Regions from separate parts of the Homo sapiens genome. Here region 1 is linked to region 2. Evidence: read pairs that join two places in POLR2A ChIA-PET (ENCODE). Cell type or tissue: IMR-90. All regions are shown on one strand. Each heading gives the region's core, and the rest is flanking DNA. Links, peaks and the distances in the headings are about the cores only. Region 1 has its middle 17 kb from the start of ZFHX3-AS3. Region 2 has its middle 21 kb from the start of ZFHX3.

Region 1 (4,391 bases), core at 154-4,153, 150 kb before region 2:
TCTTTTGTGCCTTGGGTAGAAAAAAATAAATAGCCCTATTGTGAGGCTGTGAGAGAAACAACCTTTAATCCTTGCAAAGCCCAATAATATTATGTATATTGACTGAAACCCCGTGGAGTGGGCCTGACGGGGTTTTTTCATTACCAGGGTACATTGTAACCTAGCTACCTTTGAAAAGTAACCAACATCGAGAGGCACTTGACATTTGCAAAGTATTATGGGTGTCCTCTCTATGTCTTCTCAAGTTCCCAAATTTACAATGGTCTTAATTTAAAAGTTAAGCCAGGGGATCAATTGCTTAGTGTAGGGCCAGGCTGCCCTTTTTAAAACAAAACAAAAAATACCAAACCCCTGTGGGCCAGTGTGACCTGACTTCCTTATTTGACTCAGATTTTGGTGGGTTGCATGTTGCCTTGTGTTGAATTTCAAAGGAAGGTGTCTGAACTCAAATCGGACGGTCATGTTCCACTTCTCCAGGTGTTGCTGAGGCATACGAAGGCTGCAGCAGCTGGTAATGAGTTGGTGAAAATGAAAAAGGAACATAAGTAGCTTCTTTAGCAAATCCCCTGGAAATGACATGGAGCCTTGAGGATCGATAACATCGACCCATCTGAGGGCTACAGCCCTGCTCCCTCTGACTCATCTGTAACAGTCACAGCCCAGGGAAAACAGCAACATTATTACGGGCAAAACTATGACCAAATCAACTGGGAAAATCAAACTTCAGCCTGCTTTCAGCTCACTCTATTTGGGCAATGGCAGTGGGTCAACATTAGAGCAAGGATCAGGCTGAAATCCTAAGGGAGAACTTAAGTGGACCACGGCCATGCTTTCGGAACATGTCTTTACGACCTTCAGGGATATTTGCACCACTATCTGTCTCCTACTGAAACCCAGACCGTTGTTCAGGAAGCTGAACTCCTGAATTAGAAAATTAGAGGAAGGGGAGACAGAGTCCTAGTTACTTTTTTGAAAGTGTTCAGATAATATTTGAGTCCTTTTTTTTTTTCTTTTTCTTTTTTGCGATGGACTCTTGCTCGGTCACCCAGGCTGGAGTGCAGTGGCGCGATCTCAGCTCACCGCAAGCTCAGCCTCCTGAGTTCAGGCCATTCTCTCGCCTCAGCCTCCTGAGTAGCTGGGACAATATTTGTGTCTTTTGTAGTCAAATGATCTATCAGTGTTTCCTATCAAAATCAGGCAGGCTGTAATCATTGCTAAGTAAATTCAGTTTGTTTACCATAGGTTCATGCTGAGACTACAAAGATGAATGAGTTGACTCTTGACTTTGGAGTTCACAGTCTTTTGAGGGAGATGGATATAATACTAGCGATATCCAGTTTGACAAGTACTGTTGCAGCAGATCACTGGTGGACTCTGGAAACCCAGAGGACGGGAACCAATTCAGTTGGGGAAGGATTTGCAGAGAAACTGATGCTTAAACTAGAGCTGGATTGCTGGGGACCTTGAATGACATGGCACAGAGTTTGGACTTGACCTGTAAGCAGCAAGAAGCCACAAATCAAGGGACTAACATAATCCCATGGCAGTTTTGGAAAGATAACTTAGGTGGCAAGTGTATCTGTCAGCGACTGCCACAATAATGCTGTGTAACAAAGCTTCCCGAAACTTAGCATCTTAAAACAGTAAGCATTTATTTTTCCCTTGTGTATCTATAGGCCTGCTTTGGTTCTTCTGTGCTTGACTGGAATCAGCTGAGCTTGACTCCACATTGCAAGATGGGTTCAAGTTAGTTGTGCTTTCTCATTCTTCTCAGATCAATCACTATCTAGATCATATCATTCTCATGTGAGATCATCTGAGTATAAAAGCATGAACAGAAATATGCAGTGTTTCTTGAGGTCTCCATGTAGACCCAGCATACACATACACACGCACACACACACACGTCCATGCACACACACACACCTCTCTCTCCCCATTAGCCAAGTCAAGTCATGTGATTGAGCAACAGACCAACACAATGAGGAAATAAGTTCCACCTTTAATGCAAAGAACCACAAAGTCACAGGCAAAATGTGTAATGAATAATTCTTATACACAGAGGACATGATCAGTTGTGAACAGTGATTCATTCAGCATCGGGGGGAGGACAAGCTAGGGGTGGAGAAAACACAGCAGTTTGTGATACGTTGAGTATGGGGCCATGTCAAACAGAAGGAAACAATCCATTGAGCAACACAGAGAACTCTTCTGAAACTGCAGGGTCCTACCAAGTTGGCCTCACTCATATATTTAGAACAGGGAGAAAACTCCAGATAGAACATTATTAAATGGCTGGTTGAAACATTTAGGAACTCCCAGTTGAATTATAGTCTTGGCAGCAGCTGCCTTTCAGACCCATCTGGTTTGAATTGGCAAAACTGCAGCTGTGCTTTTTGGTATGGGTGAGCCTTTCTTTTGAGTAATGGGCCTGCATGGAAGGGGTGGAGAAAGGATGAAGCCATTGTCATGAAAAATGGGTAGAGAGAACAACATAGCTACTACTGTTTTGCTTTGTAACATGGAAGTAGGCCTGTGGTTCTGGGCTGGAGGACAGATTCTTGCAGGATTACTGGGTCTCCTCGGCTTCTCTAGAGCTGTCATACCCAGTAGATGCTGTCACATCACATACTTTGGTTATGAATTGGTTGTTTTGCTTTTATGGGACTGGTATAATTAGTTTCACATTTTTAATTTATAGCATCAGCTAAGCTTTTTAATCCGTTATTTATGGCAAAGAACTAAGAACTAAATTGCCCCCTGCCCCCTCTACAGAAAGCATTGCAGTTCCATACTTTGTAATCAGTTGTTTGGCTAAGCCTTGTGGCCTTCTTAAAGGAAAAGTTTTCCCACAGAGGAGTTGGTGTGGTTTCTTTGGATTTCTTCACCCTGAATCCTGGAAACCCTGAACAACAGAAAAAAAAAAAAAAAAAAAAAAAAAGGCCTTCAGCATTTCAATGGAGTAATGTTTCTCCAAAGCCCTGCTTTAGAAGAAAGTGAAGCTGGCAGGGATGAGAAACTCATGCCAGAAAATTTCCATTTGAAGAAAGGCTCTTGTGTTGAGTTGTATTTTCTGTCTTGAGCTTCCCCCCATGTAGTACTCAGGTGTATCATAACTGAAACCACTAAGAGATCTCGAGCACATGGGAAGTGAACTCAGATGTCTGGGATATGTGTGAAGAGGTCAACACCATGAATCAAGGGTCATGAAGATTAGACAAGTGAAGAACGAAGCAGAGGGATAGACTCAGAGAGCATCCTGGTCTATATCTAGTTTATTTAACAGGGCTCTGATGCATCTAGTCTGGTTTGAAAGAACAGCTGGGAGATTTTGGAATCTTCCTCCTTTTTTTTGCAATGAATTGTATTGAAGGCCACACCGTAAGTCACCGAAAAAAAAAATTCACAGTCACACTGTAGGGCTGGAAATACAGGGCACCCCATAGCTCACACTTGGCTCTGTTGCTGAGATGGCATGAGGAGAACGTGGACTGCATCCAGCCTGGTAGCCCCAGTGGGAGCCTGAACTGTGTGTAAGCTACAGTTTAGGCTTTCATCCCGACTTTGACTCTTGGCCCAAGCCCATTTGAGCTGGAGTGTTGAAGGGTTAAAGATGAAGCACTGGGCTGTGCGGAGCAGTTTCTATAGGACAAAGGGGCACACTGACACTGAGCTGGGGTCCTCCCCCTTCCCCCTATCTAGGCTGAGGGGTCTCCGTGTTTACTGGATGTTAAATAAATACCGATTGAATCATATGTTTAATGAGGTGTATCAAACATGTAATAAGATACGTATCTATTAAACAGTTGTGAAATCTTGGTAAATATGTTCTTAATAATAAAGGGTGCAGATGGCTTACAGATTGGAGCGGGGAACAAAGACCAAAGCAGCTTATGGAAGGAATAGGAGAGCCATCTTCTGAAAACTGAGAGGACAGCTGATGTTCAGCCAGAATTTGAGACATGTATCTGCACTCAACTGGAGCAAAAATGGGACCCGGGCCCATAAAGGAGAAAGCCAGAAACTTCAAAACCTCAAGACTAGGAGAAACAGCAACTAAAATTAAAGACAGAAAACATGGCTATTCACAAAAGCATCACCCGTGTTTTAAATACACCTTCAAGTTTCAGCAGTAAGTAGTTCTTATTATCATGCACTTACCCCCTGAATGTCCCCAAACTGCGGGGACCAGCCAAGTATTAGAAAACAAAAGAGTTACATGAGATGTAGGTAAAGGATTATTAACGTGTTTTTCTTTCCCTAAAAAGTGGTAATTATCATATTATATTGCAAAATGCTATTGAAGTTACCTCAGCAAACTACTATTGAAAACCGATCTCTTTCTCCTTGCACATGTGGGTCGAGCTAAGTTCTGGTTAGTTGTGATTGTT
Region 2 (4,391 bases), core at 80-4,079:
ACATGAGAAAGACAGAGAAATAAGTGGTGGAAGGCGTGAGTGGTGGGGGAGGGGACCGGGCGCTGGAGAGAGGCAGAGAGGATGGATACCGGAATGCAGGCGGCCTGGGGAGGGAGGGAGGCTCACATGTGCGAGAGAGAGAGAGAGAGAGACAATGATGTCAGCATTTCCTTCTGGATTGGTCACGTGGTCCTTGCCAGGTAAACAGACTGGAAATAGACTCCATAAAGGCAGTGCCTGCCGAGGGAGGGCGGGAGACGAATCCCGCTTCACCCTTTCCTCTCTGCTGCGTCCTCGGCAAGCAGGTTTTCACGTCTGCGACAAGGTGGTCTCAGAGTGGAATTGCATTCTTACAAGTCAAGGAATATGATTCGGAGAGGAAAAGCTATTCGCTTTTATAATTAGCTCAAGGGGTTTGGAAACATTTTGATTAAAAAAAAATAATAGAGGTGGGGACAAATGTGAATCTAAGCTCAGATGCTATGAGTGTCTTGGGCCAGGGATAGCTTATCTTTGTGTCTTCTTTGGAAGGGGCTCAGATGGATCTAGATTAAGGATGAATTGCACGGCCGCAGTTTAGAGTGAAAGGATCAGATGCAATAATTATCAACATTAGGAAACAGAAAATGCTAACAGATTCAATGAGAATACATTAAAAGAGTTTGATACAGTTCAGTGTGTGACCCTGGTGCCCCAGGAAGGAATGGAGACCCCACAACAGAAAAGAAGTTGAAAAAAGGTACAATGACTTTCAAGCAGTGTTCTTTAAAAATGGTATGAAAGGATTCTCAAGCAAAACATGGCAGGAGTTCGGGGCACTTTAAAATGGGAAAGGGACCTCTGGAAACTTTATCTGAAAGCAAACTGAATGAAGCAGGTAATTTTTCCACCTGGAAAGCTCTAGAATCCAAAATGGTAGTGGGAGGAAGAAGTGTATGGATCTTTCTTCAAATGCCTGGAAATAAGGCTTTTGCGTCCATGATGAAATATCTCATTTAGATCACTCTTCGAACAATTTTGGATTGACAGGATATACCATTATGACCAGTTATTTTCTGACCGGGTGGAAATTTGGCCAAAGCCCGTGGGAAGTGGAGTGACCAACTCAGTTTTTCAGAAATGAGTGGGTTCCTAAGATGCAGTTTTAAATGTGGGACAGTCTTAGGTAAACTGGGACCAGTTGGTCACCTTAGTGGGAAGCTAGGAGTCCTAGTCTAGTCTTCATGAATATAATGAGACAATTCACCCCTTCCCCTTCTCTACCCACCAAAAAATAAAACAAAACCACCTTTCATTCTGTTTTTCTCTCATTTCTTATTCTCTCCCTCATTTCTTTTGCTTAATCTTCCCTGATCAGTTTATAGCACTGCATGGCTAATTTGGGTGTGCACGATTCTGTAGACGGACACGTGAGCTGGCAGAATATAGCTAAACTGAACAGTTGGCTTTAGTTGCACCTGGGAAAAAGGAGGGGAAAAAACAAGTGTGCATCATTGCTTCTTCTTTTGCTTCCCCCCTGCCACCCGCTTAACATCCCTTATTGGGGGAGAGGGTGAGAGGCCAGTCAGTATGCACAAGTGTACTTTCAGCCCTCGGGTTAAAAGACAGATATTTGATACCCCTCTCTGTTAACAAAATACGTCACTCTCAAGACTCCCAGCCCAGAGTTATTTTTGCAGCATTATGTAATTGGATTGCCTAGTCAGAAGTACTTCCTTAACAAGGCTTTCAGCAACCTCTCCGTGTGGGCCTGGCCAGTCCTGCCCAGTTACACACACTCATACTTGGGCAGCATCAGTCAGAGTCAACCCAGCCGAGCACGGCGAGGAGTGATCAGCCCATACCACTGGACTGACCACCCTTCCCCCTTGTGCAGTTGCGCCCAAAGGGGTGGTCAGTACCCGCAGTGCGCATGGAGGCCAGAGTTGGTGGACGACCATCAGGTGGCCAAACCTCAATATTGGCAAAGCAGGCATCATCTTTGTTTCAAGGGAGCTGTGGAGCTGCCCCACCCACAGCCTTCCCTACCTTAGGGCCTGCAAGTGGAGCACTCAAGTGACCAGGAGTTCCCAAGGGGCCTGCCTTTGGATGTCTGTCTCTGCCTGCTCTTATTCCCTGTCTACTGGATTTCCTCATATTTTTTCATGAGCAGTTGGTCATCTGATCATCCCTTCCTGTTAGCCCTGCTGACTCACAGAAGTAAGGAACTTGTCTGAGCTTCAGACACAGTCAGAAAATTTACAAAGAAAAACAAAAAGGCCTGGTATGAACTTCCCTAGTATGGCCAGCCGAGGCTGGAAAACCAAGGGGCACACCAGGCAATTGTTACATGGGTTCCAACCCTGTAATCCTAGGATTTTGTTGATATTTCTCTATTGCATTGTCCCTTTTGGCCTTTTTCCCTTTAGTGAATAACATGGGGGACCATGCCCATCAGTGACTTGTCTCTTAGTCTTGAATCTAGCCCTGAATCCATACAAAACCAGAGCACCCTTCCGGGAATATTTTTATTTCCTGCGCCTCAGCCCATCTGCCCTACACATCTATCTTTTCTCATCCCTTGGGTCCCCTGATTCTACTGACCTTGATGAGAGGCAACTGGTGTAATAGAAATAGCTTTAAAGCCTGACAGGCCCAGGTTCAAATTCAAGCTGAGCCACTTAATAGCTGTGTGACCTTAAGTGAGTGACTTAACCTCTCTGAATCTGGTATTCCTCATCTATAAGATGGGACTAATAATACCAGTTTCCCAGGGTTGCTGGGAGAACTGAATGCAATTATTTGGAAAGTGCCTGGCAGGGAGCTAAGGCAAGGTAGGTGCTCAGCAAATGTGGGCTCTCTAGGGAGGTAGGAAAAGAGCCACCTTCCCTTGCTCCTGAGAGCTGAACTGCATTCTCTTTACCATCTATCTCCTACTGGAATATACTTTTTAGGGGTGCTAAATTGAACCTTACCATCATTTGGTGGTGGGTTGGGGGAGGGGCCCTTGGTCCGTGGAATAGAGACTCCCTTGGCTATTCCTTTGGGGGAAGCTTTCCACCTGACAATCCCCCGCCTGCCTCCTTACAGCCAGCGTCTCTCTGCAGACCCCTCCAAGGCTGGGCACTAAATTCAGTGTATTAGCCTTGGTTTTATCTGTGCCAAGCTGCAGGGGCCACTGAGTGCTCTGTGCAAAGGGACAAGGGATGAATGCAGTTTCTCCAAAGTGTCCACCTGTGTGAACCGTGCATCTTTGTTGCAAAGGTGGGTCCATTCCAACTGCACAGCAGGAACTAGTTGGGACCCACAGGGCAGGATCCCAGGGACAAACTGAGGTCTCAACCAGCCACAGGCAAAATAATGGGGGAGACCAGGAAGGAGAGGTTCCCTGAAGATGAGGGGCAGGGACAAGCCAGCACCCAGGGGCTCCTTCGCTGAAGTTCACAAATGCCAAGAGCCGTGATGTGAACTGTACCTGGAGGGGCCAGGCTGGGGTGGAGGAGCGCCCGTGGCAGCGCGCACCACTGTTCCAGTTGGCAGGAAGCCCTTCCCTGAAGACTGTAAGTTTAACCTTTAGCATTCAACTGTCGGGGCTTAAGTGTCGTTATGAGCAATTCTTCCTGCTGCAGCGTTCCCAGGCTGCGGAAAGAGGGGTCGGCTCAAATCTGCCCGCTTTCTTTTTTCTTCCCAGACAGAATGAGAGGGAGGGAGACGTGCAGCACCAAACACGCAGGCACAGGCACCCCTCCAGACGGCCCTTCGCTAACTCCACACACCCACTCCCGCCTCCTTGGCGGGCCCGGTTTCTGGTCTGCCTTGGAGGCGAGCAGGGCCCCGGGGGTTCTCCACTCCCAGCTCTTGCACCTGGGGCTGAGGGGTGCAGAGGCGCCTTCCCTCCCCAGGCCTTGGCTGGAAGGGGCTCCTGGGGACATAGGGGTCCAGCGTCCTCCTGCAGTTGGGTTCAGGGTCCCCATCTCAGTGCTCTCACCTCCGTATCCCGCGGGGCTGGGGGGAGGAGGGCGCATCTGTGGCCCTAAAGAGACTAGGCAGCCCGGCGAGAACGGCGGAAAGAGAAGGGAACCACCAGCAGTCCCGGGTGCGGAGTTAGGGTGACGGGGAGGCAGGCACGGGGCCTGGGCGGCGTGGGCCCTGGGCGCGAGGTGCGCCCCTCGCCGCGCCCTCTCCTTTCCAGACCACTGCTGGGGCGGTCCCCCGGGCCTCGTGGCTTTTCTGGGCATCCGCAGGGGCATAATGGGGTGATCGAATTGCTCCGCCCGGGCCTGTTTCCCCGCCCATCCGAGGGGCCGTTGGGCCATGCCCTACGTGCACCTGTGAGGGGCGCCTGGGTCCCAGTGCGGCGACTCTGCACTGGCCTAAGCGCCTCAGCCGGTGTCTCCGGGGAGCCGGAGGGC

The links. Peaks named below come from ENCODE experiments on the same cell type or tissue, not always from the same donor. Only the 100,000 strongest peaks of a DNase experiment are listed, where the experiment ranks them.
Region 1: POLR2A ChIA-PET joins it to region 2 with 20 read pairs; 3 of 35 experiments call an interaction of 5 or more read pairs at or near these places.

The regions. Positions count from the first base shown.
Region 1 is chr16:73,213,394-73,217,784 of GRCh38, reverse strand. It overlaps a transcript of ZFHX3 not described here. Among named protein-coding and RNA genes, the nearest start is that of ZFHX3-AS3, 17 kb to the left of the region's middle. In IMR-90, for the core only: no CTCF peak of the experiment used is centred there; DNase peaks (open chromatin) are centred at 2,104 and 2,534; H3K27ac peaks cover 1,796 bases.
Region 2 is chr16:73,066,472-73,070,862 of GRCh38, reverse strand. It overlaps a transcript of ZFHX3 not described here. Among named protein-coding and RNA genes, the nearest start is that of ZFHX3, 21 kb to the right of the region's middle. In IMR-90, for the core only: a CTCF peak has its summit at 2,337; DNase peaks (open chromatin) are centred at 152, 1,682, 2,172 and 3,612; H3K4me3 peaks cover 311 bases; H3K27ac peaks cover 1,963 bases.